Linked DNA regions of Homo sapiens: all the other regions are linked to region 1. A link is a loop called in an ENCODE intact Hi-C map of the cell type or tissue named here. Cell type or tissue: dorsolateral prefrontal cortex. All regions are shown on one strand. Links, peaks and the distances in the headings refer to the core of each region. The heading gives the core; the rest is flanking DNA.

The links. Peaks named below come from ENCODE experiments on the same cell type or tissue, not always from the same donor. Only the 100,000 strongest peaks of a DNase experiment are listed, where the experiment ranks them.
Region 2: a loop joins it to region 1, with 2.5 times the contacts of the local background. A loop is called at or near these places in 3 of 110 quality-filtered maps.
Region 3: it touches region 1 in a loop (5-fold over the local background); 12 of 110 quality-filtered maps call a loop at or near these places.

What each region holds. Positions count from the first base shown.
Region 1 is chr17:52,102,813-52,113,063 of GRCh38, forward strand. The region is part of intron 1 of CA10 (carbonic anhydrase 10); the gene reads right to left. Among named protein-coding and RNA genes, the nearest start is that of CA10, 51 kb to the right of the region's middle. In dorsolateral prefrontal cortex, for the core only: CTCF peaks have their summits at 4,013 (motif pointing left) and 4,225; a DNase peak (open chromatin) is centred at 4,039.
Region 2 is chr17:52,029,939-52,040,189 of GRCh38, forward strand. The region is part of intron 2 of CA10 (carbonic anhydrase 10); the gene reads right to left. Among named protein-coding and RNA genes, the nearest start is that of CA10, 120 kb to the right of the region's middle. In dorsolateral prefrontal cortex, for the core only: no CTCF peak of the experiment used is centred there; a DNase peak (open chromatin) is centred at 5,583; H3K27ac peaks cover 561 bases.
Region 3 is chr17:51,292,862-51,303,112 of GRCh38, forward strand. It overlaps UTP18 (UTP18 small subunit processome component), which reads left to right. Exons shown (of 14, transcript NM_016001.3): 12 at 1,042-1,184; 13 at 4,104-4,142; 14 at 4,921-5,072. The coding sequence ends at 4,128. Among named protein-coding and RNA genes, the nearest start is that of LINC02071, 37 kb to the right of the region's middle. In dorsolateral prefrontal cortex, for the core only: CTCF peaks have their summits at 6,122 and 6,327; no DNase peak of the experiment used is centred there; H3K27ac peaks cover 868 bases.

The DNA of each region.
Region 1 (10,251 bases), core at 1,003-9,002:
TCCTCAACCTCATTACTAAGAATGATGTTTCATTCTTAGTGTTTAAACCTTACAAAAGGTCCAAAATTCATGTCATCCCACATATATTCTTATGTACCCTTCACCCTCTACGGAAGTCACTTACTGTTGACATGCATATACATCCTCAAGGGCTTTCATGTATTAGATTTTTTTTTTCCTGCTATGTGCACGCACTTCTCACTTCTTTTTGTTGTCCTTGGGTTTACACTTTTAGAATTGTCTCAGCCTAAGGTAATCATGAGAATAACCTGGAGATTTTGAAACTACAAAGAACGTCACTAGATCTTTTGAATCAGAGTCTGAGGGTTATACCCAGCACCTGTGTTTTGTAAAACCATCTTCCCTGGTAATTTTTGTACACAGCCCTAAGTAAGACTTCTCCACTATTTAGCGCAGGAGGATAGCGTTATTGTTTTCTTTCTTTGGGAACCACCTGTGGTTAGATAATTAAGGCTTTTCAGTGACCACAAGCTCTGGCACTTGCTCCAGGATCAACTCCCTGCCAGTCACTCTCCCAGTCGTCCACAGCACAATCCACAGTGACTTCTAAGGCCAGAGAGGCAAGTTTGCACTTGTTCACACATCATTTTTATACCATTGCTTGTCACCTGAATCTCATTCTTGCTCCCCCACAGGGAGCTGGTCAATCTTGCTGAAGAGTGAGTCTGGGTAAGCTCCCTCCTAATCAGAGCAACTCAGTAGTCTGTGCCTGTGCCCGAGACTGCTGACCCTTAAATTAGGGAAACTCAACATTTGCTAGCTTCCCTACTGGATTAGGTGGCCATGACTGTTTGATGCTGCAGCTAGGATGAACTAGGGTGATTTTGGCATTGACGTTTGTCTTTAGTCACAAAGCTGGGAACTACTGTTGGTGATTCATATACACAAAATGAAGGGTGCAGTTCATCGCATTTCTTCTTCCAAGGCTCTCATTTGTTTCAAGTTCATAGCCCAAGTTTCTCCTTACCGCAAGAGGCAGTCCCCCCAGCACTTGGGTGGTTAGGTGGATGACATGACTTCACACTGGCATGGGCGCTGCCTCACACCTTAGATGTTTCCACATGGGCAGACTGATATAGTGAAGCAAGCTCGGGCTTTGGAGCCAGACTGATCTAGGTTCAAACCCCAGCTCTGCAGAACCTAAAGTTCTGTGGCCTTGGGCCAATGACCATACTTTACTGAGATTCCATTTGCGATCCATAAAATGAGGATAATTAAAAAATTAATAATACCTGCCTCACAAGTCTAATGGACTTAAGATAATATAAGGACATCTGTTAGGCAATCAGCACCTGCTCCTTCCTCCTTTGGCTCCCATACAAAGGAGGGTGGGGTCCCTCATCACACCTCCTGCCTTTTTTTTTTTTTTCTTCTCTGAGACAGTGTCTGGTTCTGGCTCTGTCACCTAGGCTGAAGTGCAGTGGCACAATCTCTGCTCACTGCAACCTTGGCCTCCCGGGTTCAAGCCAACCCTCCTACCTCAGCCTCCCGAGTAGCTAGCTGGGACTACAGGTATGCGTCACCATGCCCAGCTAATTCTTGCATTTATTTGTGGAGACTGGCTTTCGTCATGTTGCCCAGGCTGGTCTTGAATTCCTGAGCTCAAGCAACCCGCCTGCCTCAGCTTCCCAAAATGCTGGCATTATAGGTTTGAGCCACTGTGCCTGGCCCTCCTGCCTTGTTCTTAGCTGTCTTTCTCAAACGAGGGCACAAACAACAATAACTACTGGGAGAACTTTGTCAAAGCATCCATTCTCCCACCCCTAGATCCAACCCTCTTTGAAATCTCCAACCTTACCTCCTTCTCCTCCTCTCTTGGTGCCTTCCTGGAATGTTTCCCAGGTGCTGGACTCCACGGCACAACAAGTGAAGCACTGAGGGTACTGACTTAAAGAGGCATTCACCCTCTCCCAAGTCCTAAGCACTGACTCCTTGAATTGTGGGCCCTGGGTGCCTCTCGCTAGTCTTGGCCCTGCTAGGGCTTTCCGTCGATTCATCATTTGCTGCACGGATGACAACCATTTCTTTTCTCCCAGTAGGTTAGATAAAGCTTAGATTAATTAACAGTAGAGCTTAGGCAACTTTTCTTGCTGGAGTACTTACAAAAAAATAAGGGGTTCCTGAGAGCCACCCAGACTGATGAAAGATCAGCCTAGCTGCACTTTAGACTCACCTGAAGTCTAGACGCTCAGCTTCCAGGGATTCTGGTTCCATTAGGCTGGGGTAGGGCAACATGGGTAATTTTAAAAAGCTTCTCAGGTGATTTGTAAGATGATTAGGGTCCAATCACTGGCCCGGGCTCAGGGAATCTGTATTCAAGCTCCCAGATGATTCCTACATGCATTAAAGCTTCAAAACCCACTGGCTTCCTATTAAACTCTCCAGCTCTGAAATCAGACCCAGGTTCAAATCCTCATGTTTTTTTGTTTTTTTTTTTTGAAATGGAGTCTTGGCTCTGTCGCCCAGGCTGGAGTGCAGTGGCACAATCTCGGCTCAGTGCAAGCTCCGCCTCCCGGGTTCACACAATTGTCCTGCCTCAGCTTCCCGAATAGCTGGGACTACAGGCGCCTGCCACCACACCCGGCTAATTTTTTGTATTTTTTAGTAGAGAGGGGGTTTCACCGTGTTAGCCAGGATGGTCTCAATCTCCTGACCTCGTGATCTGCCCGCCCTGGCCTCCCAAAGTGCGTGAGCCACCACACCTGGCCTCAAATCCTTATTCTTGCACTCACTACCATATTACTTTGAGCAAGGTTCTTACCCGCTTCTTCACCTACAAAATGACAATAATAACAGTACCTTCCACAGAAGTGTTCATGGGGATTAAGTAAGATGGAAATAAGTTAGCATACTGTATGACATACAGCAAGTCCCACTAAGTGATACCTTATTAACATGCTAAAGCATTTATTGAGCCCTTCCTTATTGTGGATTAGCATTTTATGTGTGTGTGTATATGAGACATAGTGACTCATCTCCAGGCCTGTGACTTTGGGCTACTTAACACCTTTGTGCATCAGGAGATTATAAACAGCATAAAAGAAGTAAGTCATGAGGATTCAATGAAATATTGCATGAAAAGTGTTTAGTAGAGCCCTAGTACATAGTAAATGCTCAGTAAATGCCAGCTGTTATAATTGCACATAATAGTCAATTTTCAATAAAAGTTGATAATTCTGGAGTATTCTTAATACATTTCCTGTCCAAGAAAATACCCAGCTTGGCTCCTAAGTAAAGCCAAAGATCTTTCTTGTGCTTATTTCTTAGATTTTGCTATAGGGGCTGGCCCGCATCACGGGTTTAAGGAAAGTTTTCTAAATGCACAAACGAATGGATTACTAGGGAATTTCCACTTGCCTTCACCCTCCACACTGATTTTGCCTGTGACTCAAGATCGTGAAAGTCTTCCTGACCACGGGGCCATTCATTCCGTTTCCAAATGCTGCAACCCGCCCATGGCTCTAATCAAGAGCAGAACTGATTTATGCTGGAAGTGGAGTGAGCCAGGGAGGTGGAATCCTCCACCGCTGATTTGTTTATTGCTGAGTCCTTGAAAATTGAATAGGGAGGAAAAGGGAGGTGTGAGAAATGAGTTAAGAGCTACTCCCCATCACATTTGATAAGAGGTTCTTTCACTCTGGAAGAGTATAGCTTTTCGTTGTTGTTAATATGAAAATGCTATAAGTGCTACAAAAACACATGTCAAGTTCCATGCCTGTCTTCCACCTGATGGCCACCAAGAGCCCTGACAATGATGGAATAGCAAGCTGCCTGGATTTCTAGGGCTTAATTAAGGAACTGTAACAGGCTATGCTACAACTCTGTAATACTCCTTGGTAAATGACTACAGTAGATAAAGAAAAATTGGTTTCCTCCATTTAGCAGATATTGATTACAGGGTTTGTTTTAAAACATTTAGACTAACTTGGTTCTTTGTTTTATTTATTCACTTCCATGCATTAATTGAAAGCCCACGGCTCAGATTGTATTAACTTGATCGCCCTCTACTGGCCACATGCTGGAGTACATGCCTGTTTTTGACCTATCCTACAAAAACTACAGCTATTTTTAGAAAGTATTGGCCTTTTCAAGTCAAACATACTTTTTCAAGGTCAATTATGAGTACGGTGGGGAGACTCCTGTATATAAAACCCCAAATTGTCTACTCTGTTTTTGAATATTCTGCTTCCTGAAAGATCTTTCGATTCCATATATTTGATAATTTAAGAAGAACCATGACCAGGAGCCAGAAGATCTGAGTTCACATGGGCCTACCCTCTCATCTATGAAAGGAGAAGGTTGAGGTAGGACAGGCACAAGGCCCCTTTTTAATCTCTCAAGCTGGGGCGGTAGGGACTGCACCCCATGTTAGAAGCCAGGTGCCCTGCGATCGAGTCCTAATTTGAGATTTAGTTCTGATTCCCTTTTACTCTTGCTATAAAGTGAATAAGGAGGGTATGAAATCTCCAGGGTTCCTTTGAATTCCAATATGTTAGGACTCAATTCATACTAACCTCGAGCACATATAAGTGACAGGGAGGAATTTTCGGAAAGATAATTCCTCTTAAAACCCCTTTAAAAGGTTATTTTTTCTTTTTTCCTATGACAATTTTCTAGAAAACATAGGATTTATTCCTCACAAAGCTCCCCATACTTGTAGCTGAAACTATTGTCTCCACATGAACAGTTTGAATAAACTGTAACATTTTTATTATCTAGAACATAGGAGAGAAAAAAATCCAACACCAGATTCTAGATGGAGATTTATTGCAGATTCTTATAATTTGGGGGGGAAAATAAAATGATGAGGCCCTTCAAGTCCAAGGGAGAAAAGCTGGCTCTGAGTCCCTAAGCAGAAACATTTTTTAAAAGCTGCTCTACTTCCCTCCACAAAGCAGATCTGCAATGTGATCGGCAACCTTTTGCTTCCATCATTTTGGTGGATTACCCAGTCCCTAGACACAGTTCAAAGAAGACATTTGCTCAGGTAGGGTGAGCACAGTGTAATCCTCCATCCTTGCAACAAACATTAAGAGCATTTAAGAAAGTCAGAGCAAGGCAATGCTGGAAGAACTTCTTTTCTACTATGAGAAAAAGCAGAAAATGCCACATACAACAATGTAAAATTGATTGACTTAGCAATAATCTGGCCTAGGGAAAATTTACCAAGTTTCAAGAAAGGAATTTGTTTTTAAAAATAAAACGTCCTTGCATTTAATTAGCCACGCACTTATTCTATTATAAGAATAAGCCAGGCACTATTCTATCAGGCACTTTGAAATGAATAATTGTATTTGCTTTTTAAAAATCAATATTAGGTGTATATATATATTTTTAATATATTTTTATATATATATTTTTTATATATATATATATATATATATATATATATAATATGTATATGATGGAATACTACCCAGCCATAAAAGGAATGAATTAACAGCACTTGCAATAACCTGGATGAGACTGGAGACTATTACTCTAAGTGAAGTAACTCAGGAATCAAAAACCAAACATTGTATGTCCTCACTGATATGTGGGAAATAAGCTGTGAGGATGCAAAGACATAAGAATGATGCCATGGGCCAGGCGCAGTGGCTCACGCCTGTAATCCCAGCACTTCGGAAGGCCAAGGCAGGCGAATCACGAGGTCAGGAGTTCGAGACCAGCCTGACCAACATGCTGAAACCCCGTCTCTACTAAAAATACAAAAAAAATTAGCTGGGCGTGGTGGTGTGTGCCTGTAATCCCAGTTACTTAGGATGCTGAGGCAGGAGAATCGCTTGAACCTGGGAGGTGGAGGTTGCAGTGAGCAAAGATTGAGCCATTGCACTCCAGCCTGGGTGACAGGGGGAGACTCCGTCTCAAAAAAAAAAAAAAAAAAAAAAAAAAAAAGAATGATGCAATGAGATTTGAGGACTTCGGGGGAAGAGTGGGAGGGCGCAAGGGATAAAAGATAACAAATATGGTGCAGTGTATACTGCTCAGTGATGGGTTCACCAAAATCTCACAAATCACCACTAAAGAACTTACCCATGTAATCAAACACCAACTGTACCCCAACAAGTTATGGAGAAATAAAATAAAATACTGAAGTACAAACTTTTTTTAAAAAAAAGTGAAAAACACAGGATCTGTATATTAAATTACAAATTGCTGATGAAAGAAATCAAAGAGACCTCAATAAATGGAGACATCCCTACTAGGTTCATGGATTGGAGGACTCAACATAATAAAGCCATCAATTCTCCCCAAATTAATCTGTAAGTTTATTACAACAGCAACAAAACCAATACTAGGAAGGGAGTCATAGGGGCATTACACTCATGTTGTAGATGATAATTAAGAAGATTATGTATCTTCCCTACAAAGACCAAATCCCACAGATAATAGTACTATTTTCTGATATTTAAAATTTTGCTCTAAGAGATTTTCGGAGAAAACATTCAAGTCCTTCTAAGGATGCTAGGGCTGTATGGATGCATACATGTGTATCTTCTTTTCCGAAGGGACAAAAAACAAAATAAACCACATATTTCCAGGGGAAAACCAAAGCAATAGAGTAGAGAGAAGAAATGTTTGAGTTTGATTCTGCACTAACTTTTCCAAAGCAAGAGTTCTATTCAGTGTGAGTACCTTCCAGAACAAGGCACTGTGTGGGAAACATCGTAGAAGGCTGTAATCTTTCCCCAGATCATTTCCTGGTTGGGGAATAAACTATTGCAGATTAATGCAGATTACATTGTGTTCTCTCTGAGGACTGTAGACAAAATAGTGGCTATTAGTTTCTAGGGACTGGAAATTAATAGAGAGGGAGTTTAATGCAAGTCACATTCAATCCCATGAGCAAGTCTTTAAAATCTATCAGGTCTAGTTCAAAAATAGGTCTCACATTCCATTATTCTCTCCATCTCCACTATTACTATCTTAGATCAGTGGTCCAAAAGATAGGAACAGGAGCATTGACAGTGTGTTTCATGACTTTCAGGCAGTCAATTTCAGAGAAGGCAATAGCAAAGAAGAATCATGTTCCTTTCTGACTTAAAGAATTTGAGACCCTGTTCCTATTATCTCTGGAATCTAGAGGCATCACATCCCATGCATCCTCTGGCATCATGATCACAGAAGTTTTATCTGCAACAGGTGTATGAGGAGCTTATATAACTGTGCATGCTCATACCCTCCTAATCTCATCCGCATGACTATTCTGCAAACACAAAGCATAAAATACCCCAGACTAGACACCGGCATGAGTCCAGCTGAAAAAATTGACAGATCAGCATGGTCTCTGTATAAGCATGTGATAAAATCTCTACAGTCATGTTTTCCAACTGAATGCTAGCTCTCCCTCCCCTGGATCCCCATAACCTTTCTTCCATTCTCTGATAATAGCTTTTCATTTGCTTTCTCTGCCTGTTAAACTGTAAGTTCCTGTGGGTAGGGAGCAGGTATGATCACGTGCCTTACTTAACTCAGACAGCAGGATAAAATGAGTCCTCTGGAGTCTCACAGACCTATCCTGGAAGGCCAACTTTACTAACTGTAGGGCTTTGGGCCCTTAACCTCTCTGAGCCTCAATTCCAATAGGAAAACAGTTATTGTAAGTATCCAATGACATTTATGCAAATGGCTTAGCCAATGCTTGCCCCTAGCAATTGATGTGATAAATAATACCACTGTATCCTAGGTTGGGCTCTCTAGAGTTAATATTTGAGATGGAGATTTGGGTGTCTGCGATTTACCTGAAGGAGAGGTCTCAGAAAGAAAGGAGTTAGGGAAGTAAGACAGAGTCGGGGGAGGAGCTAAGCTGAACTCTAGCTTCAGCCTGATCCCACAGGGAGGTCTGAAGCATAAATTGCACCAAAAGGTTGGTTCCCTCTTGGGATGGGTCCAGCCATTTCTATCCTCCCCCCATTCAAACCCTCCATATCCATTGGTTACTGGCTATAGGCTGCCTTCCTTTGTGGGCACAGAAGGACGTATCCTCCATGGCCAAGCAGCTCCCATGGCCAAGGACAGTTCCACGAAGAATAGGGCAGTTGTGAGCTGACAGTAACCTATACTCACAGCAACCATGTAAGGGAGATCTGGGAAAGGCACCAGAAACACCCACTACACTATTATTATATTTGTATCATTCTATGTCCAAATATGAGCTTTTGACATGACAGGGACTCAATAAATAGTTGAACTAAATTGAAGAATCTAAATTGCATAGACTGTGCAAAGCCAGCATGAATAGCTTTTGTCTCATCCGCATATTCAAAATCTTTGGAGACAGCTGTCACATTCCTCCCCTTCACTGGCCCTCAGAATTGCCAAGACTACACAAGGTTGTAGCACACCCCTAAATTCCCAGGCACACTGATTATGTATGACGCTCACTTAACTGTAAATTTTCTTGCTTCTCTTGTTTCAGAGATTTTCTGGTGCTAATTACACCTACGCTTACATCCAAATATTTCATTGTGATGCAGATTATACTTGTAAGTGCATGAATTATTCTTTGAAGGCAAAAGGAATTAATAATGTTTCACCATTCACTGTGACATGTTTCCAAGCATGTAAGTGACAGGTGCACTTTTAAATAATGTACTTTTTCTTCTCCTTGACAAGCAAGAACCCAGATTTAAAGAGATAGAAGATGTGAAGGATTGTCTTGTGGATCTACTGATGTCATGCTTGGGTTTCCATCTCCATCAGCAAATGAACGAATAAGTAATGTATACAGGTCCCAGTACCTGCTCAGATTAGATTGTATCAGCAGCCTTACACTCTGAAATACCATTAGGACAAATCCCCAGGCACTCAGGGATAGAAAGAGAGAGCTGGGTTGGTCATCAGTAGGAATGGAGGAAAGCTTTTTGTAAATCACAAGGTGATTTATAAAGGTCAATTATTAGTATTAATTATTCTACTATCAACTTTATGTTCAGTGCTCCTGGCTCTACCTACATCTCCTTCTGAATTAATCAGCCCCTTCCAGAGATTTCACATCTGTTCAGGTGACTAGGGACAAATAAAAAGGAGCCTAAACAGGTTGAGGAACCTGCTCTTTTCTTGTACTTTTATCTAATACTCTCTCTACTGGTAGAGACTAAATTGAATTCAGAAAACAAATCTAGCAGGTGGTTCTAGAGCCTTAATTGTGAGTGGCCAATAGATAACATATAAAAGGAAATGGGGATTTTATACATCATCATCACCCTCATGAAGTCAAGGAAATGAATGCCTAAAGACTAGTTGTTGAATTTCAGAAGATTCATGTGTGTAAAACAAGTGGACCTACTGCCCCAATTCACCAGATTTCATTTTAGTTCTATTAGGATCATGAGGTATTTGAGAAAAGAAGAAAAAGAAAAAAAAAAAACTCACAATTTGGTATGGGCAATACAAAAAGTTCTCTCTCACATGTATTAATACATCCACTTTAATGGCAAAAACAGACTTTAATTTTGGAAAGGAATATAGCTGAGCTCTAGATTAGAAGCCCATAAACTATGGACCAAATCTCTCTTCTGCCTGTCTCTGTTAGTAAAGTTTCATTACAACACAGCCATGCCCATTCATTTACATATTGCCTATGCTTCTTTTAGGATAACAACAGTGGAGCTGAATAGGTGGGAAAAAGACCACGCTGGCCACAATGCCAAAAAATAGTTATATTTGGCCCTTTATAGAAAATGTTTGCTGACTCTTGCTCTACAGCCAAACTCCTTGATATTAAATACTGGTTCTATCACTTATTAGCTGTGGTACTTTCAGAAAGTTTCTCAATGTAATCATCGTGAAGAAATGAACACTATCTACCACTTAGGGTTGATAGGAAGATTGAGTAAGTTTAAATATCCAAAGTGCCTAGACCAGCATCTAGCATATATTCAGGATTCAATAACTATTAGCCATTATTATTATAAACAGCAAGAACAAATATCCTTCTCCCCATACGCATTGTTGGCTCTCATGCCAAAAGAACCACCCAGAGGCCCTTCTGCCCTTTCTCATGGATAAGTTTGGAATGTCTCTCCAATGTTCTGAATGCACATAGATACTTTCTAGGTATTCTAGTTATTCTATAGCAGCTGCGCAGAAGGGAAGCCATTTCTTTTCTTTTCCTCTCTTTATTCTTGGAAGATGGCTTCAGTTAAAAAGCTCAAGCAGAGATTTCAAACCTCCTTCTTCTGTCTAAAATATTTAATGGCCAGCCTAACAACCCTGGCAAAACAACTG
Region 2 (10,251 bases), core at 1,448-9,447, 72 kb before region 1:
TTAAGAGAGAAAGACTTTTATAAGACTTTTTACGTCAAGTGAGGGCATCTGTTCATTTCTGTAGAGCACATACTGCTTTGCTGCAGAGTGCAGAGAGAATGACTTTGCTCTTCATACCCTAAAATTGAGTCCACCAGGGATGAAACATAGGCGTGTAGTAGCAAAGGCTTCTGTCCAGCTGAGCAGTAAATCCTGGCTGCCCCTGATGATCACAGGGACTGGCTCCTGGTAATAATTTTGATGTCATTATCCTCTCCTAGAAATGCATGAATGGTTCTGGCCTTTAAAAACAGATTTAAGAGGATGCATTTATCTTGACCTTATCAGCCTTTTAAAGATCATGCCGTAGGGCCTGTTGACCTTTCTCTCTTAACGATGAGTTGCAAAACAGTGGGATAACATCAATGGATGAAAGGGAGAAAGAGTGTGTAACCAGAAGCAGCACCCATGGAGAGGAGGAGGTGGGACAGGGATGTTCAGGCTGACAAAGGAAACTTGCTTTAGTCCTGTGGGAATTGAAGAATCCCACATAAATGGAAGCACAGGAGGCACAAATGGGATTCCATTTCCATCTCTGCTCTAAATATGCAGTCCTTGGGTACTGTGATGGTTAATTTTAGGTTTCAACTTCACTGGAATAAGCAATACCTAGAAACTTGGTAAAGCATTATTTTTAGGTGTCTGTGAGGGGTTTTTCCAAGGAGATTAGCATGTGGGTCTGAGTAAAATAGGTGGGGAAGATCTGCCTTTGATATGAGGAGGCACCATTCATTCTTCCAAGTCCAGAAAAGGCAAATGTGTCAATCTATCTGCTGAAACTGGGATACACTCTTCCTCTCTTGTTCTTGGACAAAAACTTCAGGCTCCCAGCCTTTGGGCTCCAGAATTTATAGCAGCAACCCCTTTCCCCACCTGAGGCTCTCAGGTCTTTGGTCATGGAATGGGGATTGTCATAAGCTTCCTTAGATCTAAGGCCTTCAGTCTTGGACTGAGCCACACTACTGGCATCCCAGGGTATCCAGCTTGAGGATATCATGGGACTTCTCAGCCTTGATAATTACATGAGCCAATGCTTTTAATAAATCTCTTCTCATTTATCCATACATATTTTATTGATTCTGCCTCTCTGGAGAACCCTAATAGAGGTATACATCAAGGCATAAGTCAAGAAAAATAAGATATTTGGCTTATTAAGTGGTTGGCAATGACTTCAACTCTTTTTTTTTTTTTTGAGATGGAGTCTCACTCTCGTGCAGGCTGGAGTGCAGTGGCATGATCTCAGCTCACTGCTACCTCCGCCTCCTGGGTTCAAGCAATTCTCATGCCTCAGCCTCCCAAGTAGCTGAGACTACAGGCATGCACCACCATGCCTGGCGAATTTTTGTATTTTTAGTAGAGATGGGGTTTTGCATTGTTAGCCAGGCTGGTCTTAAACTCCTGACCTCAAGTGATCCACCCACCTCGGCCTCCCAAAGTGCTGGGATTACAGGTGTGAGCCACTGTGCCTGGCTGTGACTCCAACTCTCCAACGGGTAAAGCACAAACACATTTACTTAACTGCACCCAATCTTGTGAATTTTGACACTTTTAAATTATAGGTAGTGTTCACCAATTCACCACTGTATAATAGGAATAACATGGGATTCTGTGACTGTTCATGTAAAGGATTCATATAAAGCTCTATCATTTTCTAGTAGAGTTTCCCAAAATATTTTTTAAAAATATCAAGGGTTTCTAACATCTCAAGGATTAAAGACAATAATAAGTAAAGAGTTCTTCACACAGTTCTTTGGTGATGCCATGTGTTTAATTAATGCTAATATCTTCTCCCATTCCGCCAAATTTCCCTTTGCAATAAGTTGCTCAATCGATAAATCAAATGATGAAAAAAAGATACAGTTGATAAAAATTAGAAATTGAGAATGTCTGGCTTCCCTGAAAGTTTTGAGATCTAGTTACCGTGACCACATATTTAGGGCAATACAGAATTTTAACAGAGGGACCAAAATTTGAAATTGAAAGCACTCTGAAAAAATACAAGAGCTGCCATGAGCACAGTAAAGATCTCTAATACACACAAATAAAAATCGAGTAAGTTAAAAGCACCGGCTTTTCTGCCCTCTCAACCCAAGGAGGTCATATCAATGCACAAACTAAAATGCACAATTCTATGCTTACCCACTATCACTACAGCCCAGTGAATGCTTTAAATCCCAGACATGGTTAAAAATATAGCTGGTTATGTGATTTTCTATTAAACCTAATATAGTGGGATGAACCATAATACCTTACAGGAGCAGATGAACTAGTATTTCCAAGGCAACCAAAGGATATCAATATCACTTTATTATTATTATTATTATTTTCATTCTGCAAGGAATCTTCCTTGAAGAGCAATTCCTTTTATGCATTGGTCTGCTTGATAGCTTTCTGAATAACTGTAATCCATAAGGCTTTGTACCTCTTTTTGCATGCTGGAAACACTCTGACTTAATCTAATTATCTCATGAAACTTCACTCTTAAATAAAGCTTGAAGTAAAATTAGAAAGCAGCCTCTTTCTTTTCCTTTAGTTACTGTCTTCATGGTACCTTCCTCTTGGCCGGTTGCTCATAAGAAAATGGGCTATGCCTCTGCAGAGAAAGCATTCTTTACACTTCTCTCTGGCAAGGAGAAGTTGGGTTTGGGCCAAGTCGGGCCCCATGAAAAGAGAATAAAATATGACTGGAAACCTTCCTTCTGCATGACAAAGGAGTGGCTGGCTAGAAGCAAACATTTATTGAGCAAATATTGGAAGTCAGGCACGTTGAAAATATCACTGGTCTAAGAGATCTCAGATTTGCCAGGGAGAAAAATGGGCCAACATGGGATGTCAATATACTCCAATAAAGCCTATAAGGGTCAGCATTGATTCATTATCCAAACAGTGTGACATTTGAGAATGAAAGGGGAGCATCAAAAATTCTGCAAGGACAACTGACATAAACATTATCCTAATTAGGATCTAAATGTCTTGAAACACAAAGGAGAACCCTAATTGAAGTATACGTCAAGGCATGAGTCAAGAGAACTAAGATTTTTGGCTTACTAAGTGGTTGGCAATGACTCCAACTACAACATGGATTTGGAGGAAGGTGGGCCACCAGAGGTTTCAGAGAAATTTTTGCGTTGGGTCATGAAGGAAAAATAGATGTTGTTAAGTGGAGAATCAGAAGAATGTTTCATACAAAATGAAAGAGCAAGGACAAAGATATAGAGTAGTAAAATTGGATACTGTGGCTCATACCAATTTGAACCCAGAGAAAACAATTAGAAGATTTCATTTTTCCCCTTCATATTGAAAAAATACAAAAGACTGACAATGCCAAGTACTCATAAAGGCATAGGTTAATACTCCATGTATAGGTAGAACTAATTTGGAGAATATCACCGAAGTGTCTAATAAAATTGAAGATGCATATGCCCTATAATCCGGAAGTCAAATTCCTGATATAAACCCACATGTGTATCCAAGAATAAAAAAGAACATTCATTGCATATTGTTTATCATAGCGAAAAATTAGAAATAAGTTTTCATGAAGTGCAGAATGGAAAAATAAATTGTAGTAAATCCATTTAATAGGGTACTATTCAGCAGTTAAATGAACTAAAACCCAATGGATCTATCAAAATAAATAAGTCTCAACAAACATATTAAGTGGAAAAAGAAAACAAGCTACAGAAAGATATGTTCTATAAGATACCATAACAATAAAGATTAACAGCATGGAAATAGTACTACAAACTGTTTAATGTATACATTAAAAGGCTTGCATGGCTACTGTACATAATGCTGCAATGAACATGCAAGTGAAAATATCTCTTTTGATCAATTATATACAATAGGGTTTGCACTCCTAAGAGATTATTCAGCTTTTAAAAAGAAGAAAATCCTGCCATTTGCCACAACATGAATGATCCTAGAAGACATTATGCTAAGTGAAACAAGCCAGATACAAAAATACAAATATTGCGTGATATCACTTATATGTGAAATCTAAACTAGTCAAACTCATAGAAGCAGAGTGAAATGGTGGTTGACAAAAATTCAGGAAGGGGTAAGTGAGGAGGTATTAGTCAAGGGTACAAAGCACTTTATCCGCACTTGGAATATACAAGTCCTAGAAATCTACAGTACAGGATAGTGCCTATAGTTAACAGTATTGTATTGTATACTTAAATATTTGCTAAGATGGTAGATCTTATGTAAAATTTTCTTATCACACACAAAATAGTAGAAATAATAAAGAGAGCAGAAAGAAACTTCTGGAGGTGATAGGTTTATGGCATAGATTGTGGTGATGGTTTCATGAGTGTGTATTTATCTCTAAACTCATGAAGTTGTATATATTAAATATGTACAGCCTATGTCAATTATATCTCAAAGTTTTTTAAAGCTTGTGTGAGAATGCAAATATAGAGTCTTGGACAGTGGTTTGATCTAGGTAGAAAAGTAAAGAAGAGAATCAATTAAGATGTACATAGTTGCCTTTAACTGTGATTGTATCTTTATTTCTTAAAAGAGAAGAGGGAAATGTGACACAAATTGGCAGGTTTTTAGATCTGATAGAGCTGGGGGATGGTTACATAGGAGTCCCCTCTATTTTATGGGGAGATTAGTAGGGATCTGAAGCCAAGCTGTCTGAGTCCAATCCAGTCCAGCTCAACCACTTCACCAGTGCGTGACACCTTGGGAGAATGATTTTACCTCTCCAAGTGTCAACTCCTTTCCTATAAGATATGGCTAATAACAGTGCTACAATGACTAAATGAGTTAGTGTTTGAAAGCTCTTAGAGACTACAGGAATAAATAAGTGATGGTGAAATAAAAATAAACAATGTATTGCACAGCTCAAGTAGGTAGAGGACAGGAGAGCTGGGATGGGTGATGATAACCTTACTTCAATCTCATTTTTCATGACAAGGAAACTAAGGTTAGGGGAGTAGAATTAACTTTGATTACAAGGTAGAAGCAATCAGAGATATCACACTGGGCTCACAACAAAAGAACTGTATAACTGGAAGGCTCCTTGGTGATCCTACTGATAGGGACAGGAGGCAGAGAAATTCTAGCCAGAAAAGGGTGAGTCTCTGGTGAAGCCCCACCTTCAAGCTGAAAAGCCTGAAACAACAGCCCAAAGTGAGAAATTCTATCGCTGTTTTTCCACTTGAATGTTTCCTTTTCATAAACCACCCATGGCCCCACCATGCCTCATCCTGTGCCTATAAAGACCCCAGAGTCAGCCAGCAGAGAGGAGGAGCAGCTGGATGTCAGAGAGCAGCAGCTTGACTTCAGAGGGATGGCTTGATGGAGTAACTTCAGAGAATAATCTGGCCAGAGATGGCTAGACTTCAAGGGAAGATTACCTACCCTCTCATCCGTCCCCTTTTCAGCTCCCCTTCCCAGTGAGACCCACTTTCATTGGCAATAAAATCTCCTGCATTTACCATTCTTCAATTTGTGTGACCTCACTTTTCCTGGATGCTGTACAAGAGCCCAAGAGCCATGAGTGTAGATACAAAAAGCTGTCACACTGGCCCTTTGCCCTTGCTGGCAGAGGGCAGCTGCCTCACACAAAAAAACAAAAGACTCACTGAGCTGTTAACATTTAAGCCATCCACAGATGGCAGTGCTAAAAGAGCACTGTAACACATCATCTGGGGCTTCAGGGGTCACAGGCACCCCTACCTGGATGCTGCCGTGGGGCCCACATGGAGTTCACTCCTGCTGGTGCCGATGTGTCTAGTCAGTTCCAACACTCATGCACTCCAGTTCCTGCCTCGTTCGCTCATGCACTCTCTCCCATGAGGAGTTGAGGGCGGTGGGCTATGTAAATGAGGCATTCCTGTTGTGAGTCCCATGAAGGGGTCAGGGAAGTATCCTGCTTCACTAGCATTTAGTACAGAAGTTGACAAAACTTTTCCATAGAAAAACAGGCCTTGGGTAGGATTTGGCTCATGGACTCTCAGGCTGTAGTTGGCCAACACCTTGTCTAGGGGTTCTCAAATATTCTATGCATCAGAATCACCTGGAGAGCTAGTTAAACACAGATTGGTGGGCCCCACCCCCAGATTTTCTGATTCGGTAGGGGTGGGGCCTGAGAATTTGCATTTCCCACGAGTTCCCAGAGGATGTTGATGCTGCTGGGCCAGGGGCCACATGTGGGGGTGTCCACCGTTATAATGTAACTTTCTCATTTTATACTTGAATAGAATGAGGCCAAACTGGATCAATGAATAGAATTGATCCAATTTTGTTAAGTGAGATCAGACAGCAAGTAAAAGAATTTAGGCTTCATTCGAAATCTTGTTTATTTTAAAATAACATATAAAGTTACAACTGTATCCTGGGTGCTGTGCTAGGCTCTGGGTATATAAAGATAAATGTGACATGGTCCTTGCCTTCCAGAAGCTTGCAGTATAGTAGAAGAAATGAGATAATAGATGATACAGTATGTAAGACTCCTGGGAGCATAGGAAACATTGGGACCCCAGAGAATTACCTGGTTTCTTGAAGGAGGGGCCACCTGGAGTATCTTGAAGAATAAATAGTCATCCAACAGGAAAAATAGGCAGGTGAGGGGAGGAAATTCCAGGTAAAGGGAACAGATTGTGTAAGGCATAAGAGAAGCAACATGGCATCATGCTTCACAGTAGGAATTCTGGCTCTGCTACTTACTAGCCTGGGTCAGTTATTTAACCTGAAAACCTCAGTGTCTTCTTCCAAACATAGGGATAATAAAAGAACTGACCACCTAGGGTTGATGTGTGAATTACATAAGATAATGAATGTATAGTGTTTTGGCCTAGTGCCTGAAACACAATTAGTCCTTAATAAATATGGGCAATTGTTATTTGTGTTATTATTATAGCCAGTGATGTATCAGAGCATGATACATTCACAGTCATTAATGAACTAAAGTATGAGGTGCAGGTGGAGCTACTGAGGCGGGCAAGGCCAGAAAATGAAGGACTCTAGTCCCTGCCTGACTCAGGGAGGGCAGTGAGCAGAGAGTGGCAGAAGAGTGGCATTCTAAGGTCTCCATTATAATTGAAGGAGGAGAGAATGATTAAGACAAGTGATGTGGTAACCAAGAATTGGGAAAAGATTTTGAAGAAAAGATGATGAGGTCAATTTTGGAAATCAGTGGGATATCGAAATGGAAATGTCTGGAACTCAAAAGAAAGATCTTGGCTACCCAAATTCGAAATCCCTGGGTTGGCAGTTGAATAGATGGAAGTGAAATATCACCCTGCAATATTATGTAGGGAGAAGAGAGTTCACACCAATGCTTAAAAAGTCAGCATTGAGAAGTAGAAAAGAAGTAGAAAAGAAGAATCATGAGACAGCATCCAAGTAGCTAAGAGAGAATAATTTTAAGGAGGAGTTGCAGTCAACAATATAGAATACTCCAGAGATCAAGCAAGATAAAGATCAGTGAGTAACACCTGGATTTAGAACCAGGAGAGGCAACTTAGACCTCTGCTTTATACTAGGTGGAATGCATTGTGTACATTTCATAAAGAAATATATATTTGCATATAAGGTAAAAGGGGATAAGCAGAAATTAAGTCAAAGAGCAATTTTTCTCCCCATAATGAACAAAATACCCTCCTCCTAAAAACCTCAAGAATAAAGATTTGAAAGCTTTACTCTCACCCTCTCCCCAAGGACATTCCAAGCCCTCTGTGATCCCCAGATGACACTAGACCAGCCTCAACTCCTCTGACATTTTTATGAAGATTGTCTTAACTATGCAGAGTCTGTATTTTCCCAATACACACCGTGACTTTTCTAGCCTCTGTGCCTTTGGTCATCCTGCTCCCTCAGTGAAGAATTCCCTTAACTTTTCCTAAAATAAGGAAATAATTCTCTCATACCTTAAAGCTTGATTCTTGTTCCATACCAGACCCTCATTATCTTGCCCACCTACTACTATCCTCTGGCCCAAAACTCTTTATAGCATTTTTTTTTTCACAACCTACACTCCTTTTATTTACCTCCTCAATTCCTCAAGGTGAAAAACTACTCCCTCTCTGTTGGTGTGTATTCTATCCAATTGTTTCGTTGTATCCAAGTGCCTGGTATACAGAAGGCAGTCAATAAACAGTATTGAAAGGATGGAGGAAACAGGTATCATGCTTAAAATGCATTTCTAAATAATTCAGGACAAGCAAAAGAAAATTAATTAAGAAGTTATGCACATAAACTGAACAACTGAGTGGGATACAGAGAACTGAAGTTTACAGAGAGGATGTGGGAGAGGGGACGGCTTACGAAGAAGAGGAAAGTAACCAGGTATCTACTAGGCACACTTGTCAAAAGTAATTTTATCGTCACATAAACTTTAAAATACTGTTATCGTTCCCATTTCAAGAATGAGTGCACAGAAGCTTGGAGAGGCTACCAATTTTTGCCCAAATAGAGCAGCTTATGTCAGTACAAAATTGAATATGATTCTTACAATACTTCAGGATTCTGATACCATGTTGCTTTTTGGAATTAGAATACAGAAGACTAAACTGAATTAAACACTAAAGCAAGATGTAAATAGAGACTTGGCATCCATTAACTGATCTAGTAAATGGCATCTGTACTGCTGAGGCAATAACAGATACGTGTATAAAAAATGGATTTATAAAGGAGAGAAATCAGATCTGTCTCATCTACTTGCCTCATACAATTGTGATGAGAAGCAAGTAAGACAATGTATTTTGCAGGCATTTTGCAAAACTGGAACAACTCTCTGTATCTAAGAGACAATAAGTTATAGGACTCCTGACTTCCTCCCTGCTCTACACTCTTTAAACATTTCTCTTGCCAATTTTTTGCTTATCCTTTCCTTTTTGCCTTAATCATCAAAACATGATTGCAATTAAGACTTGGTGTTTCTCTGGGTCCTGTTTCGAATTATTTTAATAACATGGTATATTTCAAGAAGTATTTCAAATAGTGTCATAGAAATTTTGACTAGGGGTCAGAAGGCCTGTTATTTCTCTTGGCCTCACTTTCTTTACCTGTAAAGTGAGAGAACGGAATTAAATGATTTCTAAAATTTTTCCCAACTCATGCATTTTATAATTATTTACTCTTCTGAAATTCCTGTGATAAGGGAAGTGTAGATTAATTCTCCCCCATCTTGACAATTTGGTTCTTAGGAATCTGAGAATATCTTTATTTTCTTGTTCTTGATATGATTCCAAGAAAGCAAATACGTATTAGACAAATTTCTCTCTGAGTATTATTATTGTAGCACTGAAATCCAGGATGAGTAACTTTTTCCTCTAAATATTAGATTAAGTTCCTATTCTCACTGTTGACAGGGATTAAAAAAATACTTCCATTCCACACAGCACCTTTTGTCAGCTAGAAGCTGATAGAAAATTTCAGGGGAGAAGTGATCATCTTAAACAGCAGGCCCTGGCTTTAATTCAGGGAATGAAAGTTACATTGATTTTTTTTAAAGTGATCTGAAACCAGCAGGAATCTCTATCCAAAGCCCAGACAGATGGCTGAACCAATGGGCTCCCTGTGATCATCTCTGCTACCCATATATCATTTGGGTAGAAAATAAATGGGTTTTAAATTACCTTTAGTTCCAGATAGACCTAGAAATTAAATCTCTACACATTTGAAAAAAGCTAATACCACCTTAAGCTGCATTAATAGAAATCAATTTCTTTGTCATGGGAAGTAATTGACTCATTCACCCTATATTTAAGTTAGAATATTCATTTCTTTTAATCATATGCTAAGTGTAAAAGTAACACATTAGAGTTTGTCCAAAGAATAATGGGTAGTACATTAAGAGGGTCTGAAAGTCATGTTCTCTATAAGACAACAGAGGATTGTAATTCAGATAAAAGACGATTTAAGAGAGACCTCATAATGGTCGTCAATTATTAATATATAATACAGTACATTCTATGTTATTCAGGAGGACATAGCAGATAAACAGGAGGAAGAGATATTTGATTAAATGGTACAGAGAAGATTCCAAAGGATCAAGCAATCCTGAGTTAGAACAGGTCTTCTCAGAAGGTGACACTGACTAGACACACAATGTGTGAAGGAGTGGGCAAATGGCTATCAGTTGGAGATGATATAGCTGGGAAGTAACAAATATTCTTTATAAAATTAAGATCCCCTTTTTCCTTTCTTTTTTTTCTTTTTTTTTTTTTTGGAGTCATTCTCAAGTCACTTTCAAAATCA
Region 3 (10,251 bases), core at 1,581-9,580, 810 kb before region 1:
CTCTCTAAATCAGAACAGTTTCACTTGGAGTTAGATTTTCATGATTCAGCCCTCTTCGAGGAGAAATTGTAAAAGGCAAAGTGTATATACAATAGTTGAAAATTAAAAGTACAAAATGGCAATTTTATGATAGTAGAATATATGTGGTATGACTTTGCCTAGGCTTCAGTTATGTAAAATCAGACTTTATAATGTTTAATTTTTTTCACCATTTAACTAACCAGATGAACCTTCATGTTTAAAATCTCTTTTCCCTGTGATCAGATTTTAGTATTCTTTACTGTGGTCATTAAGCTAGAGTGGGTACTTTTTGCTTTAGTTTATTCATTAATTTACTCATTCAGCAAACATTTGAATCTCTGAGGCATCATGCTGGATGCTGTACTGACGCTTTTTTCTCTTTCTTCCTTTTCTGCTCAGTTAATAACACATTAAAGATCAAATTTTATAGTGTGTACACATGGACACAGTAGAATAATAGGCATTGGAGACTTGGAAAGGTGGGAGCATGGGAGAGGGGTAGGGGATGAGAAATTATCTGATGGGTACAGTGTACATCAATCTTGTCCAACCCACGGCGCAGGACGGTTTGATTGTGGCCCAACACTAATTTGTAAACTTTCTTAAAACATGAGTTGTTGTTTTTTTTTTTTTTAAGCTCATCACCTGTCGTTAGTGTTAGTGTATTTTATGTGTGGCCCAAGACAATTCTTCTTCCGTTGTGGCCCAGGGAAGCCAAAAGATTGGACACCCCTGTCCACCATTGGAGTGATGGTGACACTTAAGAGCCCAGACTTCACCACTGTGCAAGAAATTCATGTAGCAAAACTGCAGCTGTATCTCTTAACTATAAAAATAAAGTAATAAAAAAAGATCAAACTTAATTTTGGAACACTTTGCTGCACTAATAGACTGTACTTTCTTGTGTGCTACAATCAAAATGAGCTTTATGTTTCAGCAGGAAGATAGAGTGAAGATTACAATTTAAGAAACATGAGCTCCCAGTTGTTACACTTTAAAGTTTTTTATTATCTCCTGCAGGTTCATCTTCCTTCCTGTACAGTATTTTCAAACTTCCCAGTCATTAAAAATAAGAATATTTCTCATGTTCATACCATGGATTTTTCTCCGAGAAGTGGATACTTTGCCTTGGGGAATGAAAAGGGCAAGGCCCTGATGTATAGGTAGGTATTATTTATGTTTAAAAGTCAGAGATACCTATAAACTACTTCTGACAGTATGAAGAGATACTATATATTCCTAATTCTACAGTTAATAAATTCTAGTCTGTTTATCTTGACTCTCATCTTCATTATCTTACTTTGGGTTATTTTATTTTATTTTATTATTATTATACTTTAAGTTTTAGGGTACATGTGTGCACTGTGCAGGTTTGTTACATATGTATACATGTGCCATGTTGGTATGCTGCACCCATTAACTCGTCATTTAGCATTAGGTATATCTCCTAATGCTATCCCTCCCCCCTCCCCTCACCCCACAACAGTACCTGGAGTGTCATGTTCTCCTTCCTGTGTCCATGTGTTCTCATTGTTCAATTCCCACCTCTGAGTGAGAACATGCGGTGTTTGGTTTTTTGCCCTTGTGATAGTTTGCTGAGAATGATGGTTTCCAGTTTCATCCATGTCCCTAAAAAGGACATGGACTCTTTATTTTTTATGGCTGCATAGTATTCCATGGTGTATATGTGCCACATTTTCTTAATCCAGTCTATCATTGTTGGACATTTGAGTTGGTTCCAAGTCTTTTCTATTGTGAATAGTGCCGCATCAATAAACATACATGTGCATGTGTCTTTATAGCAGCATGATTTATAATCCTTTGGGTATATACCCAGTAATGGGATGGCTGGGTCAAATGGTATTTCTAGTTCTAGATCCCTGAGGAATCGCCACACTGACTTCCACAATGGTTGAACTAGTTTACAGTCCCACCAACAGTGTAAAAGTGTTCCTATTTCTCCACATCCTCTCCAGCACCTGTTGTTTCCTGACTTTTTAATGATCGCCATTCTAACTGGTGTGTGATGGTATCTTATTGTGGTTTTTATTTGCATTTCTCTGATGGCCAGTGATGATGAGCATTTTTTCATGTGTTTTTTGGCTGCATAAATGTCTTCTTTTGAGAAGTGTCTGTTCATATCCTTCGCCCACTTTTTGATGGGGTTGTTTTTTTCTTGTAAATTTGTTTGAGTTCATTGTAGATTGTGGATATTAGCCCTTTGTCAGATGAGTAGGTTGCGACAATTTTCTCCCATTTTGTAGGTTGCCTGTTTACTCTGATGGTAGTTTCTTTTGCTGTGCAGAAACTCTTTAGTTTAATTAGATCCCATTTGTCAATTTTGGCTTTTGTTGCCATTGCTTTTGGTGTTTTAGACATGAAGTCCTTGCCCATGCCTATGTCCTGAATGGTATTGCCTAGGTTTTCTTCTAGGGTTTTTATGGTTTTAGGTCTAACATGTAAGTCTTTAATCCATCTTGAATTAATTTTTGTATAAGGTGTAAGGAAGGGACCCAGTTTCAGCTTTCTACATATGGCTAGCCAGTTTTCCCAGCACCATTTATTAAATAGGCAATCCTTTCCCCATTTTTTGTTTTTGTCAGGTTTGTCAAAGATCAGATGGTTGTAGATATGCAGCATTATTTCTGAGGCCTCTGTTCTGTTCCATTGGTCTATATCTCTGTTTTGGTACCAGTACCCTGCTGTTTTGGTTACTGTAGCCTTGTAGTATAGTTTGAAGTCAGGTAGCATGATGCCTCCAGCTTTGTTCTTTTGGCTTAGGATTGACTTGGCTATGCGGGCTCTTTTTTGGTTCCATATGAACTTTAAAGTAGTTTTTTCCAATTCTGTGAAGAAAGTCATTGGTAGCTTGATGGGGATGGCATTGAATCTATAAATAACCTTGGGCAGTACTTTGGGTAATTTTCTACCATAAAATGTCACTAGCAGGAAACTTCACCTGGGGAATATATATATTTTTTGGAAAGCACTATTTTGAGAATGTCAAATTGAGAAAAAGCCACTTTAATAATATTTCCACTTTCTTCGTGCCTTATGTTTAGATTAGCTTTTGCTGATTTAATAATTCAGTTTACTCCACTAGATTTAATTGATTTCTTTTTAAAAGGTGTTTCTTTCCCTGTAGCTGTAAGCTGTAAATAAGGGTGTTAACCACAAAGATAACCAAAACTTATATGCGCTGTCCAGGTTCTTTTCTGTACCCAACATACTTGGCTATAAAACAGGAACAAACAAAACCTAATTGCATCATTGCTAGAAGATATAGGTGACAAGGTGGATCTTTAGGGAGAACTAAAGAGCTTTCAGTAGAAAACTTGTGATGTAAATCACAGCCCTCTTGCCTTGCTCCTTGTGTTGGTAGTGAATGCTACATAGAACCCTGTGTTTATGTTTGTATGCTTTAGGGAATTCCTGCTTTCAAAACGGACTAAAATCTGGAGTGAAGAAAAGGAGGAATGTAAATTGGTTTTGAGGAAATAGTTGTGAAAGGAGAATATACCAGACAATAATGTGGTTTACAGTTCTACTTACTTTGAAAGGAAAACAGGTTATACCAGGATAATTTCATCAGTCTCATTTCAGATCAGATTTGGAGTGGTTCTGTTTCAGTTTGTATTTTATAAAAGGATGCAGATTCTTATTGCACTTAGAATTTTCTTCCAAATCCTTTGGTATTTTTATAAGTGAAATTTTTTTTTCTCTAAGACCCAAAGGCCATTAGATTTTCCACCAGAGCATTGCTCTTTAGAATGACACTGTTTCTAGCTATACCAGTGACTGGAATTGACTGATGACATTTTTATTGTTTATGTCTGATCAGGTATTTCATAGACCCCCCATGTGAAACTTTGGAGTAAGCCTACTCATGTTACCTAAAATCTGAGGCGTTCAGATCCTCCAGAATGTCAGATTGAGGAGTCTGAACCTAACTGCCTGGTGTGAATGATTGTGATTACATATTTTTCCCACTAAAATCTTCCTAAGTGCCCTTCTGTGATCTAATTGAAAACACTGTGGGTAATTACAAAGTTGTTCAGATGACTTATTTTTTACTTTTCCAGGTTGCACCATTACTCAGACTTCTAAAGAGACTATTTGAAGTAAGAAAACCCTTTTCTTACAAATTCTGCAGGTTTTAAGATACACCCATTGCTGTCAGTTGGTGGAAGCAGCACATTAGCTGAGCTTTGTTTCTCTACCCCTAAGTTACTGCATCTTTATTTAGAGGGGTGGGTTGGAAGTAGATCAGGAACTGTCTAGCTGAAGTTGGACCCTCCTTTCTTATCCCAAATCACAGCAATCTGGCTCGGTTCTTCTGAGGTCTGATCTCTAATGTTGCATTCAATAATTCTCATCAAAATTGTAATTACTGAACATGTTTAATCCACAAAAGACTTAATAACACAGAGAGATGGGTCTTCAGATATAGCTATAGCTTGTATGAGCTTGAATCCTCTTATTATATATATGTTTCTTGAGAGATTAGCAGCTTGCTCTGTTTCACAGAGCTAGATAATGGGGCTGGCCATTAGTTCTGCTGCCCAATATTTAAAACCATAGAACATCCTTCCCTTCTCATGGTGTCCTTTCAGGCCTGAGATGTGGTGGTTCTGAGATTGAGCTTTGCAATTGGCCTCTTCATCACAGTTGACTGTTTGGTCTCCTCAGAGATTAATGAATGTTGAGGGACTTTGAGAATGCAGATAGATTTAATTAGGACAAAGGATTTTTAAAGGTACAGGCATTTTGGGCAAAGCTTTAGCAAGGAGGGGAAAGCAGTTTAGCTCTCCTGTCTCAAAAGATTACATTGCCAGTACGTGTCTGTTGATGACCAGCAGCTATAAATCAGGTATGTAATTTCTTTTGTTCTTTCCTCAGGTCCAGTTGAGTCACAAGAGAAGCCTGTCTTGATATATCATCTCAGAAACTTTCCTGAATATGTGATAATATATGGAAAATGATTTATAGATCCAGCTGTGCTTAAGAGCCAGTAATGTCTTAATAAACATGTGGCAGCTTTTGTTTGAAAATAAGTGTATCTGGTTCTTCCCTCCACCCCCAACACACACACACACAAACTTGGATGCATTTAAGACTAAACATGAGAAATTGGAAACACCTGTCTGTAGCCAAAAATAATATAAGCAGATTTTCTCATACTTCTCATACAGCTAACCCTGATGCATAGATCTCTTCCTGAATAGATCCCCCTTCCTGAATCGATCCTCCATGCTTTAGGGGATCAGCTAACAGGTAGTCTCTTGAGCTATGGAGGTCAGTCGGCTTGATATGAGAGCAGTGAAATCTCACGTAGTGAAGTTTGAACTTCCAAGTCTTCCAGGAAAGATGATTTTGGAAATGAAAAGGCTTTTCTGGCCTTATTACTTCAAATCTTTGTCATTGTCATTTGAAGAGGAGCCATAGTAAACCTGGTAGCCTTGTCCTACAGATTATTAGCCACTGCCCTTCCTGGAAATGTTCATTATGCCAACTTAAATGTTTAATTTGTATTTCAAGGTTGGCAGCTGGCTCCATAGTTCTCTTATCATAATATAACCTTGCTTGAGACCAGTCCTTACATTTCTTAGGAAGAACTGACACCATATCGTGCATTTAGGAAGTATTAAAGGGGTTGGGCGGGTGTTACGAGAAGTATCAAGTTAGGTCTAATAGCTTTTAGCCCCACCCTCTACTAAAACATGGAAGAGAGAAGTCGGCGGAGGAGGGAGTTTTTTCAGCAACAGAAAGTAGCTTTGCCCGGTGAAGTAATAGGTTCCAGGTCAGTGGAGAGTCCCTTCGTGTCTTCAAGGCTCTCCTGGGTCAGCTGGAGAGGACGTAGGACATAGAGCAGTCCAATAGGTATGGGTTGTGTTAACTTATCCCAGTGTCTTTCTAAAAGAACATTTTCTGTTGAGATGGACTGTTGCAATCTAATTGTGGAGACCCTTCCCCTACTTCCTCCTTTTTCAGCAACTTTTTCCATAGTAAATACTATTAATGCTAAAACCTTGAATTCCTGAAACCAGTGGGATTGTTAGTGCTATTTCTCTCTCCCATTGCTAGAGGGCAGCATTGGATCACATGAATAGTTGAAGGCAAGGCTTTTGGAGCTTTTTGCTGTCACCTTGTCCTTAGCTTCAGCAAAATTGTTTCAGAAATGGACACCAAGCCTTATATGTGCTTATTTTGCGTATGGTTTTCAGTTCCCAGAAGTGTGACAGTTTATAGGAACTTATCCTACAGAAAATGATGGAAGCAGAGTCTAAATTTTAACTGTTCTTTGTTAAACTCTCTAGATCATTTTTATACACTACTAGGAGCAGAATAAAGAATCCAGTTCTAATCTCCAAGATAGACAGATGTGCTATTTGTTCTACAGAGGTGCTACTAATCCTGTGTCTTGTATTGTAATGTTTAATATTTTTTCCCCCTCAATGAGAGTTAGGGATTCGAGTCAGACTTTCATTGCGTCTCCTTGTAACCAGTGCCAAGCTAATTCTTCAAGGAAATGAGATCCATAGCCATGAAATTCTTTACAGATGCTCTTTTGGCAGTTGCTGTGACAGCATGAAAGTGGCTCATGTCTCTCTGTTTTGGGGGGAACCATCTTGAGCTGTGAGGTGATATTTTGCCATCCAGAGCCACACAGGATGTACTTGGGTATACTTTGATAAATCGACAAGTTGAAATCTTTGATGTATCCCATTCATCTCTCCCCCACATCCTCACTAATAGTTAGTGAACCGAAGAATGATTAGTCTTACGAAGACGTTTCCTCTGTTTAAACAAAGTCCAGGTGAAAAGTCATTTGCCTTACCGATGGACGTTAAGTGTGTGCGTATGTGTGTGTTTCTGGTACGGATATGTAACCTGTTATAAGCTGACCAGCTGAAGGGTTTGTAGGCATATCTGCACCTCCAGTTTGAGGATGGGATGGAGGCAAGCAAATGCCCATGAAGTCAGGTGCTGGCTCACAGCTTCGAAGAGTTCTTAAGCTACTTGGGATGATACTTAAATGCATCTGCAAAGTCATTACACAAGAAACAAAGCATTTTCCATTCTTTTAAACTGGAGGAAATGGAGGCTGGCGGAGAAGGTAGGCTGTGGGGATGTGGATAGCCTTTCCGACCCCCTGGTGCTGTAATTGTGCTGACATCAGTAATACATACATAGAATCTCATATAATTCTCGTTCCTCTGTGAGGAAAATAACATTGTCATTTTACAGGAAAGTAAATTGAAGTTTCAAGAGATTGAGCATCTTGGTCCCAAAGCCATCATTTTGACATAGATCAGTGGTCCACAAAGCAGGGTTTGCATACTCTTAAGGGTATGAGATACAGCCCTTTAGATTGTGGGAAGGAAATACTAGAACTTCTATGCTGTGTAAAAAGTATTTTTGTCCCAGTTACTCGGGAGGCTGAGGCAGGAGAATCACTTGAACCCGGGAGGCGGAGGTTACAGTGAGCCAAGTTCATGCCACTGCACTCCAGCCTGGCAACACAGTGACACTCCGTCTCAAAAAAAAAAGTATTCTTGTTACATAATGTATTCATACTGTAGATCATAGAGATAACTTAGAAACAGATAGGGTTTTTTGTTTTGTTTTTGTTTTTGAGACGGAGTTTTGCTCTTGTTACCCAGGCTGGAGTGCAATGTTGTGATCTCGGCTCACTGCAACCTCTGCCTCCTGATTCAAGAGATTCTCCTGCCCCAGCCTCCAGAGTAGCTGGGATTACAGGCATCCACCACCACGCCCGGCTAAATTTTTGTATTTTTAGTAGAGACGGGGTTTTGCCATGTTGGCCAGGCTGGTCTCGAACTCCTGACCTCAGGTGATCCACCTGCCTCAGCCTCCCAAAGTGCTGGGATTACAGGCGTGAGCCACTGCACCCGGCCATAAACAGATATGTTTACATTGGTACATTCAATGTACATTTCTTTTTTTTCTTTTGAGACAGGGTCTTGCTCTGTCACCCAGGCTGGAGTACAGTGGCATGATCATGGCTCACTGCAGCCTCAATCTCCCAGGTTCAAGTGATCCTCCCACCTCAGCCTCCCGAGTAGCTGGTACTACAGAGGCACCCCACCACGCCCATCTAATTTTTATATTTTTAGTAGAGATAGGGTTTCTCCATACTGCCCAGGCTGGTCTTGGAACTCCTGGGCTCAAGCAGTTGCCTGCCTCAACTTCCCAAAGTGATGGGATTATAGACGTGAGCCACCGTTCTCACCTCAATGTACATTTCTTATTAAAGGACCACTGGCCTGGGTGCCTGGCTGCCATGCCAAACTTGACACATTTCCACACCCTGTCCTCCACTGTTCCCAAACACTTTTTATGTTCCCTATAATGTTAAAGCTTCTCCATTAACTGTCACATAAGCTAGGTAGTTTAGACTGACTTTAAACTTGAGTTTTTTCTCTAGCCCAATCCCTGCTACAAAGACTGGTTCAAAGCATTATGTTTCCAATTTTTCTCTGTAATGAGTAAGACCTAGTATTTAATGGCACAACAAAGTGACAAAGTGACTATAGTCAGTAATAACTTAATTGTACATTCTAAAATAACAGTGTAATTGGATTGTTTGTAACAAAGGATAAAAACTTGAGGGGATTGATAGCCCACTTGCCATGTTTTATTTTTATTTTTTTTGACAGAGTCTTGCTCTGTCGCCCAGGCTGGAGTGCAGTGGCACAATCTTGGCTCACTGCAACCTCCGCCTCCCAGGTTCAAGTGATCCTCCTGCTTCAGCCTCCCGAGTAGCTGGGATTACAGGCGCCCCCCACCACATGTATTTTTAGTAGAGATGGGGTTTTACCATATGGGTCAGGCTGGTCTGGAACTCCTGACCTCAGGTGATCCACCCACCTCGGCCTCCCAAAGTGCTGGGATTACAGGCGTGAGCCACCGTGCCCAGCCCCATGATGCAATTCTTACACATTGCACGCCTGTATCAAAATTCTATAAACTTAAAAAATCTGACTTGATTACAGACAGAACAAAAAGTTGGCGACAGAGTCAAATTCCATAAAATATTTGAGGGAATTATTCTGAGCCAAATATGAGTGACCAAGGCCCGATGCAGACTCTCAAGAGATCCTGAGAACATGTGCCCAAGGTGGTTGGGTTATAGCTTGATTTTAGATATTTTAGGGGGACAGAGGCATGTAAGGAAAATACATTTTGGGGCCCCCAAATCACTAAGCTAAAGGGAAAAGTCAAGCCAGGAACTGGTTAGAACAAACCTGCCTCCCATTCTATTCAAAGTCATCCCTGTGCTCACTGAGATAAATGCACATCTGATTGCCTCCTTTGGAGAGGTTAATCAGAAACTCAAAAGAATGCTACTGTTTTTCTCTCACCTACCTGTGACCTGGAAGCCCCCTCCCTGCTTCAAGTTGTCCTGCCTTTCTGGACAGAACCAATGTACCTCTTAACATATATTGATTGATGTCTCATGTCTCCCTAAAATGTATAAAACCAAGCTGTGCCCTGACCATCTTGGGCACACATGTTGTCGGGACTCCCTGAGGCTGTGTCACAGGTGCAAGTCCTCAACTTTAGCAAAATAAACTTTCTAAATTAACTGAGACCTGTCTCAGATATTCAGGGTTCACATTTTGGTAACCACAAAGGAACTCTGAGTGGAGGTGCCTCCCGGCCTTTGACAAATCTCCTATTGGTGCTTGGTACCATCTTGAGCTGTCTTGATGGCTCAAACCAATAGGGCAATTTGCTGAGGCCTGGAAGCACGCCCTCCAGAGAATCCCTGATCTCTCAAAATTTGGTCAAGATCTGAAGTTTATTTTGCTTTACAACTCCTTTTTTTCTTGTGAGTTTTATTTGCTTCCTCCAGCACAAGGAAGGCTAGTTTTCCTGCTTCCATGACAAATAGGTTACTCCTTTAGGGCTTTGAGCTTGCTCCCAACAGGGAAGGCAAATTTGAGGGTTTTTTTTCCTGCTTCTAGGATAATAGAGAGCAGTCTCCAGCCTGAGACCTGTCCCTAGGTAAGTAACTGAATTGGGGTTTGTCTTGGCTAAAGTTAAGGTTAACAACCAACTGGTCTTCATTTCTCCTTACCATTAGAGTGCTCAGTAATCATTTAAGTTGTGCAATTGTTTGTTTTGCTTAACGGTTTTGTTGTTGTTTGTCTCTGTTTTTGTTCTTTCAACCTTTTTCCCATTGGGTTTGACCAACTGTATCTG